Linked DNA regions of Homo sapiens: region 2 is linked to region 1. A link is a loop called in an ENCODE intact Hi-C map of the cell type or tissue named here. Cell type or tissue: B cell. All regions are shown on one strand. Each heading gives the region's core, and the rest is flanking DNA. Links, peaks and the distances in the headings are about the cores only.

What was found. Peaks named below come from ENCODE experiments on the same cell type or tissue, not always from the same donor. Only the 100,000 strongest peaks of a DNase experiment are listed, where the experiment ranks them.
Region 2: a loop joins it to region 1, with 9 times the contacts of the local background. A loop is called at or near these places in 4 of 110 quality-filtered maps.

Annotation. Positions count from the first base shown.
Region 1 is chr15:89,015,268-89,020,644 of GRCh38, forward strand. No RefSeq gene overlaps it. Among named protein-coding and RNA genes, the nearest start is that of CARMAL, 23 kb to the right of the region's middle. In B cell, for the core only: CTCF peaks have their summits at 2,487 (motif pointing left) and 2,686; a DNase peak (open chromatin) is centred at 2,484; H3K4me3 peaks cover 560 bases; H3K27me3 peaks cover 935 bases.
Region 2 is chr15:88,473,423-88,478,799 of GRCh38, forward strand. MRPS11 (mitochondrial ribosomal protein S11) reads left to right here. Exons shown (of 6, transcript NM_022839.5): 4 at 1,688-1,817; 5 at 3,567-3,632; 6 at 4,450-5,377. The coding sequence ends at 4,557. Among named protein-coding and RNA genes, the nearest start is that of MRPS11, 8.4 kb to the left of the region's middle. In B cell, for the core only: CTCF peaks have their summits at 3,263 and 3,464; a DNase peak (open chromatin) is centred at 3,339.

The sequences.
Region 1 (5,377 bases), core at 207-5,206:
GTTCCTCAAAAGATTAAGCATAAAATTACCATATGACCTAGCAACTCCACTCCTATGCGTATGGCCAGGAGAAATAAAAACATGTATCTGCACAAAAGCTTGTATACAAGTGTTCATTACAGCACTATTCATAATAGCCAAAAGGTGGAAACAACCCAAATGTCCGTCAACAGTAACAAAAGATAAAACAGACAAGTTTGACAAGTTGAACTTTACCAAAACTAAAAGCTTTTGTACTTCAAAGGATACTACCAAAAAAACTGAAAAGACAACCCACCTAATAGGAGAAGACATTTGGAAATCACATGTCTGTAATAAACAAAGTGGTATATCCATACAATGGAATACTATTCAGCAATAAAAAGGAATAAAGTGCTAATGAATGCTACAACATGGGTGAGCCTTGAAAACATTACACTAAGTGAAAGAACCCAGTCACAAACGCCACATATCCTTTGATTTCACTTACATGACGTGTCCGGAATAAGAAATAGGTACAGTCAGAAAGTAGATTTGTGGTTTCCAGAGGCTGGGTGGAAGGGAAAGGGGGAGCAACTGCTCATGGGAACAGAGTTTCTTTTTAGGGTGATGGAAAGTTTCTCGAATCAGATAGTAGTGATTGTTGCACAACTCTGTGAGTATCCTAAAAGCTATTGAATTGTATACTTTAACATGATGAATGTTATGGTATGTGAAAAAGGAAGGAAGAGGTGAGAGAAAGAAAGAGTACAAATGCATATAAAACTTGGAGGAAGAAGAGAAAGAAATTAAGGAATTACTAAACCTTTTTTTTTTTTTCTTTTTGAGACAGAGTCTTGCTCTGTTGTCCAGGCTGGAGTACAGAGGCGTGATCTCGACTCACTGCAACCTCCGTGTTACAGGCTCAGGGATTCTCCTGCCTCAGCCTCCCAAGTAGCTGGGACTACAGGCATACATCACCACGCCCAGCTAATTTTTTTTTTCTTTTGTAGTTTTAGTAGAGATGGGGTTTCACCGTGTTAGCCAGGCTGGTCTTGAACTCCTGACCTCAAGTGATCTGCCCACCTTGGCCTCCCAAAGTGCTGGGATTACAGGCGTGAGCCACCGCACCTGGCCAAAACCTTTATTTTCTCAATGAAGCAGACATTCACTCCACAGACCTTATGTACTATATGCAGAACACTCAATAAATGCCTCTTGGCCCAGCTGAGGCTCAGTAGCTGATCATTCACTAAGAAGGCAGAGGGCTCTGCTGATGCAAAAGGGATACCGGGTTCAGGATTTCAACTGGGGGAAGTTTCCATTGAGCCTTCTAAGTGCAGGGAGCCTCCTGACCTCAAGTGATCCGCAGATCTCGGCGCCCCCATAGAGTGTTGAAGCATCCCGGGCCACCATCTGTGGCCCAAAAGGTTTTTTAAGGGGCAAGAATCCTTTTCTTGGCTTCTGCAGTCAGTCTCCTTGCCAGTGACAACATCAGGGCAGCAGTGGAAAAAGACACGCTTTCAGTTGCTGGATAAAGTGTCTTCACCGTCTTGGCAAGTAAGTGCTTTTGTTATTTTCCCACTAAGTGATTCATTCTCCTGGAGGCAACTCCTTGGGCACTTCCTGGACACCCACTCACCTGGAAACACTGAGGTCGCTCCTGTCCAAAAGGAGTGCTTCCTGTGGCTGCCTGCAGAAAAAACAGGCTCAGTGTAGGCAGAAATGGCGGCTTTCAGAAATACCGCATGATCTCACTCACATGAGGAATTTAAACCAGCGGAACACAGAGACAGGAGAGGAGTGGAATGGTGGTCACCAAGGGCTGGCGTCGGGGTGGAGGGTGGAGGTGTTGGTCAAAGGATACAGAATTAGACAGCAAGACTTAGTTCAAGGGATCTATTGTACAATCTGATGACTATAATTAATGCATTGTACACAATACTTGAAAATTGCTAGGAGAGTAGATTTTAAGCGTTCCCACAACAAATAAGTAAGTCTGTGAGGTAGTACATATGTTAACTCTCTTGACAAAGCCATTCTGCCAGGTATACATATTTCAAAACATCATGTTGTATACCACAAATGCATACAATTTTTATTTGTCAATTTAAAAAATAAAAAGAAATTACTGCCTTCCTCTCTTTGCCTCCCCTTAAGGAATCCCTTCACTGCCTGAGGGACCTGTCCTAGGTGCCAGAGTGAGCAGGGAGGAACACAGGTGTGTCTCGGTGGCTGGAGAACCCAGCCAGGACGACGCCCAGTTTGGAACTGTACCGAAGCTGAGCCCTGCCTTGCACGGCTGAAGCTTAGCCACAGAGGCGGAACTTCCCTGGCTTTTCCTGGAAGCGGAAGCCGTGAAATGGCCAAAGCACAAGACAGGGTGGTGCAGTTTTGCTCCCGCGCGATCACCGTTGGCCACGCGCCTCGGTCTCTATCTGTAAAAGAGATCCGCATCTCTGGTATTTGATGCTGGAGAGAAAAATGTGCGGCCTCCGCCCAACCTTGAGTTTCCTGCTCCACCGCGCCCTCTCGTGGTTAACTGGACTCACGGCTTTCTCGCCCCCAACCCCAACCACCTAAATTGCGGTTCTCAACCTTGGCTGAGCGTGGGAATCACCCGGGGACCTGCGAAACACCGATGCCTGGGTACCGGACTCTATCCGCGCCTCCCCCTGCGAGAGATTCTGACTTAATTGGCCTGATGCAATCCGGGCGTCCCCTGGGGATCACAGTGTGCAGTCAAGGCTGGGAAACACTGACCCACCTCTGCTCTGCCAGGGATCCTGCGTTTGGCTGACGACATTTCTCTTGTCAGAGCCCACCGGACTCTGCTTTCCGGATATAAAGGATCCTTTTGCAAGTCTAAACACCTCAATGTCGGCATCACACCCTCAAGCATCCACCCTCTACTCCTGAAATACTCATGATTAATATGTGCTTTTAATTTCTATTGCTGGAGAAAATGTTTCTGAAAAATTGCACTTACATAAATAGATAAGGCATATTATTTGTATTATCTGCTGACAACATCCGTGATGTGTGCATGTGTGTGCTGCGTATGCACAGAGCTTCCTCACTATAATTTCAGGAGCTTCTCAGGGCCTTAGGTCAGAGATCCGCTAGCCGTGCCAGGGCACTCTGGCCCTAATGTTAAAAATAGACCATGGCTTTAGCCACTCCTGTCAGTATCTTGTCTCACTGCCCAGTGCTCCATTCATCAGGAGAAATTCCTGAGCTGCTGCCCAGCCAGTCAGCCAGGCCCAACTGAAATTCCCAGGGGGCCTGTGAGGGGGGTCACACGTACTCTTAGCTTCTAGGCTGGACCTCAGGACTCCTAGCAGAAGGATATCCACTGTGGCCCTGCGACCTTGTCAATCGTTTGATTCACAGCCTCTCAGTGACACTGGCACTCAATGAGATGGGCTCCTTTCATGACACGGTCACCACCATCATCACAATCTCCAGCATTTTTGGGTTCCTACTATGTGTACAGCAGTTTTCAGGAACATTTATTATTTATTTATTGAGACAAGAGTTTCCCTCTGTCACCCAGGCTGGAGTGCAGTGACATGATCTCAGCTCACTGCAACCTCAGCCTCCTGGGCTCAAACGATTCTTGTACCTCAGCCTCCCAAGTAGTTGGGATTACAGGCACTCACCACCACACTAGCTAATTTTTGTATTTTTAGTAGAGATGGGGTTTCGCCATGTTGGCCAGACTGGTCTTGAACTCCTGACCTGAAGTGATTTGCCCACCTCGGTCTCTCAAAGTGCTGGGATTACAGGTGTAAGCCTCCATGCCTGGCCTATTTTAAAGGAACTTATAAACATTAGAAAATAGTGTCTTTGTCATCCAAAAATGTATAGTCCAGTGGGAGAGAGGGTAATAACATGGGGACATGTGAGAAAATAAAGTTCTGTTTAATTCCCTCAGACCCAATTGAGCACTGGTGTAAGAGTTGTGTAAGATATTTTAAAGATGCCTTAAAAGAGGTTAGAATCTGAGGACAATGAGAATGAGGACAAGAAACGCGAGGCAGTATGAAAATATCAGGGTCAACAATGCAAAGCAGGGGAAGGTAGTGCCTCTGCTAATCAGGACTCATTCTGCTGCTAATGTCAGTTCATCAACTAAAATTCACTTAAACAACAATAACAAAAAGGAATTTATTGATTCACTGAGCCAAAGGATAGGAAGAATGTGCTGAGCTTCAGTGACAGTGGAATCCGGGACTGAATGCCAGCAAGAATTTCTCTCCCCTTTCCCATAACCCCCACCCTTCCCCTTCCTACTTCACCCACTTTCCCCAAACTCTGGGCTTCCCCCTCTCTGCAGCCTTTCTTCTCTTCCACACAGAAGGGCTTTCTATGCACACCAGGAAATATGGCCCCAGGCAGTTCAAGATTCATAACCTTGGTCCTCTACCAAAAAGGAAAAGAAACCTTCCCTCCCAGTTCCGTTTAAAAGAAGAACAAACCAAACAAACCAACAGAAAAGGACTTGAAGTACCCACTCTTCTGGGCAGAGTGAGATGGGGTACTTTCATTGGTCTCCCATCCAGAGCCAAACAGTAGGCGTGGGGGAGAAATGTCCCCTGAAAGAAGGGGATGATGGTTGTAGCAGACAAAACAAAGTCAGCCAGTACATGACATGGGATTGCTTTTCTGAAATGAAGGGCCACCGTTTTTGTTTTGTTTGGTTTGGGGGGGGTTGTTTGTTTTTGTTTGTTTGTTTGTTTGTTTTGATATGGAGTCTCGCTCTTGTTACCCAGGCTGGAGTGCAATGGCGTGATCTTGGCTCAATGCAACCTCCGCTTCCCGGGTTCAAGTGATTCTCCTGCCTTAGCTTCCTGGGTAGCTGGGATTACAGGCGCCCACCACCGTGCCCGGCTAATTTTTGTATTCTTAGTAGAGACGGGGTTTCACCATGTTGACCAGACTGGTATGGAACTCCTGACCTCAAGTGATCTGCCCACCTCGGCCTCCCAAAGTGCTAGGATTACAGGCGTGAGCCACTGTACCTGGCCCCGGGGCCACTGTTTTTAACCAATTGTCAAAGGGATCCCTAACCCAAAGATAGTCTTCCAAGGGACCTCAGTGACCAACCAGTTCAACTCCTCCATTTTACAGAAGAGAACACTGAGCTACAGAGAATTTAGGTGATTTGCCTAAGATGGCACAACTATGATGGGATTCTGCATTTGACTGGATGTAAGTGGGGGAAGAGGTATGTGAGAAGAAAGAGTCAAAACCTGGTCTGAGGCCAGGCGCAGTGGCTCACTCCTGTAATCCCAGCACTTTGGGAGGCTGAGGTGGGCGGATCTCCTGAGGTCGGGAGTTCGAGGCCAGACTAACCAACATGGAGAAACCCCATCTCTACTAAAAATACAAAATTAGCTGGGTGTGGTGGTGCATG
Region 2 (5,377 bases), core at 202-5,201, 540 kb before region 1:
AAGAGACTACAGTCATGGGCTAAAGTGTGTGGCACAGATGAAATGCTATAGGATTCATTTCAGCATTTGTCAGATAAATGTAAAGTGACAGCAATTGGATTTCTTTTTCTTCCCCTCAGACTAATAAGGACATAGGCTAACTGCATTTAAGTGTCTATGGTCTACTCTATACAGCACTGTTTAGGCTGTCACAGAGACAAGCAATTACGCATCTATTCAATATGGAAAACCCTAGAAGCTCTGGTAGGGGGAATGTCAGAGCCATAGCCAGGATAACAAGTGGATGGCCCAAGCCCGGGGCTGACTCCAGCAGGCCTCCCCTTCAGTCACTTCTCCTGCCTCCTTCTGTGAGCTCTCAGAGCTCTCCAGACCAGAAATAGGATGATGATGACTAAAGGGGAAATCAAAGCATATCTGAGGATTTCTTAAGGCATTCTTAATTGTATTAATAAGTAACTTATTAGAGATGATTAAGAAAAAGTTGTGGGTGGATGCAGTGGCTCACACCTATAATCCCAGCACTTTGGGAGGATCACTTGAGGCCAGGAATTTAAGACCAGCCTGGGCAACATAGTGAGACCCAGTCTCTAAAGAAATACAAAAATTAGCCAGGCGTGGTGGCATGCACCTGTAGTCCCAGCTACTTGGGAGGCTGAGGTGGGAGGATGGCTTGAGCCCAGGAGTTGGAGGCTGCAGTGAGCTATGATTGTGCCACTGCACTTCCAGCCTGGGCAACAGAGTGAGACCCTGTCTCACAAAAAAATAAAAAAGAAAAAAAGAGAAAAGTTTTACTTGTTTAAAATAATTTTTGATCATGGAATATAGTGTCATAAGCATCAAAAGTATCCAATATGAGGCCGGGCGAGGTGGCTCATGCCTGTAATCCCAACACTTTGGGAGGCCAAGGCGGGCAGATCACCTGAGGTCGGGAGTTCAAGACCGGCCTGCCCAACATGGAGAAACCCCGTCTTTACTAAAAATACAAAATTAGCCAGGCATGGTGGTGCACGCCTGTAATCCCAGCTACTCTGAAGGCTGAGGCAGAAGAATCACTTGAACCCGGGAGGCGGAGGTTACTGTGAGCCAAGATCGTGCCATTGCACTCCAGCCTGGGCAACAAGAGCAAAACTCCATCTCAAAAAAAAAAAAGTAGCCAATATGGTAATATTGCTAATATTTTTTTAAGAGTCCTTCTTTTAGAGCTATGTACTGAAATATTTACAGACAAAATGATAGGTCTGGGATTTGCTTCAAAATAATCCATTGGTGAGGGGAGTGGGGTGGGAACAAGGTTTATAGATGAAACTGAATTGGATATGAGTTGATAATTGTTGAAGCTGGTTGATGAGTCCATCAGATTTCTTATGTTATTCTCTTCACTTTTGTGTATATTTAAAACTTTCCCCAATACAGTCATTTTCTGGGTGATACTTAACTAACTACTCTCAGATTATGGAGCGCTCTTTAAATTATGTGACTTACCAGTTTTCAGTCAGGTTTAGGGGAGAATTCTGACCTTTCCTGATACTTCCTGTAGGAGTTCAAAACATGTTCATCTGAGAAGCTCAAAGTAGAAGCAACTGAATTCCTTTTTCTTTCTCACCCAGGCTTCTAGGGGCATAGATTAGCTCTCTCTTATTTCCCTGAAGAAGAGTTGTATCCTATGTGCTTCTTCTACTTTTCTCAGCACACAGATCCAGGTAGTCTCTGCTAGTAATGAGCCCCTTGCCTTTGCTTCCTGTGGCACAGAGGGATTTCGGAATGCCAAGAAGGGCACAGGCATCGCAGCACAGACAGCAGGCATAGCCGCAGCGGCGGTAAGTGTGTGTTCCTTCTGCTTCCTTCTAGTGTGTGTTTGCTTTCTGCATGGCTCATCACTGAGTGGAGAATCCTCATTATACTACCCATTCAGAAGCAAGGGTTTGTCATGGCAGCTTTGATGCCCTGATTGGAGCATTGGTTTGAAAAGGTTTAGTGAAAGGCTCCTCTTTTTTCTTTCTCTCAGCTTCATTAGAGGTGAAGCCCTTGTTGGTTCATTCTAGGATGTAAGAGCCAAGATACCAAAGGCTTGAGAACCAAAGACCCCTCAATTTAAAAACCGTTAGCCAGGTCTGGTGGCACCTGCCTGTAGTTCCAGCTACTTGGGAGGCTGAGGCTGGATGGCTTGAGCCCAAGAGTTTGAGGCTGCAGTGAACTATGATCTCACCACTGCACTAAAGCCTGGGCAACAGAGAGAGACCCTGTCTCCAAAATAAATTAAAAATAGGCCAGGCGCGATGGCTCACAGTTGTAATCCCAGCACTTTGGGAGGCCAAGGCAGGCGTAAGAGATCGAGACCATCCTGGCCAACATGGTGAAACCCCATCTCTACTAAAAATAGAAAAATTAGCTGGGCGTGGTGGTGCGCGCCTGTAGTCCCAGGTACTCGGGAGGCTGAGGCAGGAGAATCACTTGAACCCAGGAGGTGGAGGTTGCAGTGACTCGAGATCACACCACTGCACTCCAGCCTGGTGACAGAGCGAGACTCCATCTCAAGAAAAAAAATAAAAATAAAGACCAGTGGTTTGGGGTTGGGAGAGATATGATAGTCTATTTGGAGAGGACATAGTATCGTGGGGACTCATGCAATAGCAATACCAGTTCCAGTGTGAACTGTCGTAGACCTTTTTTAGAAGCAAATTGGCAAGGTGCTGCTATTGGTATAGTTATTGAGCATCTACATGTGCCAGACACTTTACATTCATTATCTTGAATCTTCAGAGACCCTCAGTATTATCCACATTTTCATAAGCCAATTGAGATTCAGAGTGTGTGACTTGCCCAGAGCCATGCACCGATTCAGTTCACTGATCGGAACCCAGATTGGTCTGGGACCAAAGCCTGCACAATTTCTACTATAGTACAGGCCTTACAAATGTTCAGACTCTGCCAAACCAGATGTATTTCCTGAAGGAAAACCTTGACCTTCAAACAAGGGAAGGCACCCCAAAATATTGATTGCATGTACTATCATCAGAAATCAAAATGCTGTAAATGCCCAACCATGGACAGATCATATACTATGAAAAGAAGTATGTCACTGTTCACAGTGGCTTCTGCATGGTGAGTCATGAATGATTTCTGTATATTTTCCCATTTTTATAATGAACTGCCTTTATTATCAAGAAAGTAAATTTTAACTCTAACTGCTTAGAGATTTTAAATGATAATACTTTTAAAGTGGGTATTTAGGTTCAGCCTTGAAGCCTAGGGTGGCGCCTCATGGTCTGAAATTCTGCATTTGCCCCCCTGAGAAAAACCTGAGCAATATTTAGAAATTTCCATTAGGTGGCGGTGCTGTCCTAGGCTAAACAGATCACAGTCACGTGAATTCTGCAACCTGCCAAATTCTGTGGTCTCTGCTGGCGCCTGTCCTCCACTATAGCCATCTGCCCTTTGCCTCCCTGTTTACTTCTCTGGATGCCCTTTCCCTGAGCTCACACACCCCTTGCTCTAGGAGGCAGTAGCAAGAGATTTGGATGCAGTAGTTCTCTCTCCGGGGCACTAACCACTCTGCTTCTCTCCAGAGAGCTAAACAAAAGGGCGTGATCCACATCCGAGTTGTGGTGAAAGGCCTGGGGCCAGGACGCTTGGTAAGTTACAGTGATTTCCATAGTGTACTTGCCTCCTAGTAAGTGTGAGAATTTGGGGCTTGAGAGCAGAGTACAGGGAGAGTAGAAAACACCTTTTAGTGGATTTCCATGTTTGCTTGAAGTTCCCGTCTGTTGTTTCTATAATTGACCAAGCCCCTCAGAGCAAGCCTAGATCACTTAGTATAATTCATCAGACACTGAGTGCCTGCTGCGTGCCACGCACTGGGAATGGGAAGGTGGTTCCTGGGGGAACTGTCACAAACAAATCCCTTAGGACAGACTGGTGAGCGCTGTGGTAAAGCATGTGCCCAGATCGCTGGGAGCCCATCAGGGGATCCCGAACCTAGCAGGGATAATCTTTCCTGATGATCATTAGCACAGATAATCTTTAGCTTCTTCAAAGAGGTGACATCTCTCTGACTTTGCAGGAATAATGAGGTATCAGGGAGGTGGAGGCACAGCAGGTACGGGGGGACATTGCAGGCAGAGAAAACTGCCTGAGTAAGCTACAGAAGTATGATACCCAAGGTGTGCCAAGGTCTACAAGAAGTCTTTGTTCGCAGATCGTAAAGTGCAAAGTGGAAAGTGGTGGGTACAGTTTGAGAGGGGAACAGTGTGAAAACCTGGTTAAAGGGTTTGGGTGGAGACCTTTGTGAGAGTAGAATAGGATTGGGATTATAGGTATCAAAGCCAGTGAGCATCTCACCCCTCCGTTCCCTTCTCTACGCCACCCTGTCCCTCTCCGAACCCTGCCTGGAGACACTGGATCATCATTTCTGGGACCATGTCATTCTACTTTTCCTTCTGTTCCTTCCAGTCTGCCATGCACGGACTGATCATGGGCGGCCTGGAAGTGATCTCAATCACAGACAACACCCCAATCCCACACAACGGCTGCCGCCCCAGGAAGGCTCGGAAGCTGTGATGGGAAGGAGGCCTGCACTTGGACCTGACCTCAAGCCTCAGCTCCAGTGGGACCTTGTAAAATGCTCCCTGTCAGAGCTCTCCAGAATATGCTTGTTGGAGATCCTTCAGGCAGTAAGGGAGAGTTTTGCCTCCTTACACAGTGGCCTTTGCTTGCACCTCCAGCTGGAGATGGGTGTGCCCCAGAAGTAAGCTTTGCATCTCTTACAAGAGGGGAGCTACAGGGGCAGCCGTGGCCTAGGCCCAAACTCTGCTCTGAGAAAATAAATATCTGTACCACCTGTCATAATTTTGAGATTTTTTGCTTTCAGAGTTACGTAATTCCTAATTCCTCTTGAAAAAGAGAGTGTGAAATGAGGTGAGGCCTCAGATGAAAGTAAAATATAAATGTGAGTTGCTATTTACCAGACACTTCTGGTTTCAGATATTTCTTTTCTAGCCCCTTACCCAAGATTTCTAGAGCTAATCCTAGTAACTTTTCTTATTAATGACTTATAATTTGGCCCCAAATTGGAGCTTTTTGCCACCTACCTCTGGATTCTGATGGATTTCGCCATTATGGGCATGTTTAAAGTTAGCCCTAAACACAGGATTTTCTACAAGTGGACAGTCAAACTCCCCACACTAAAGTGGCAGTCATCGTTTACACTCCATGGGCTTCAGCAGTCCCAGCACTAACGAGAGAGTGCCCTAAAAGCGGGGAGGGTAGAGTTGTACAAAACATGATTCTTGGCCAGGCACGGTGGCTCACACCTGTAACCCTGGCACTTTGGGAGGCCAAGGCGGGTGGATCACTTGAGTCCAGTTAGAGACCAGCCTGG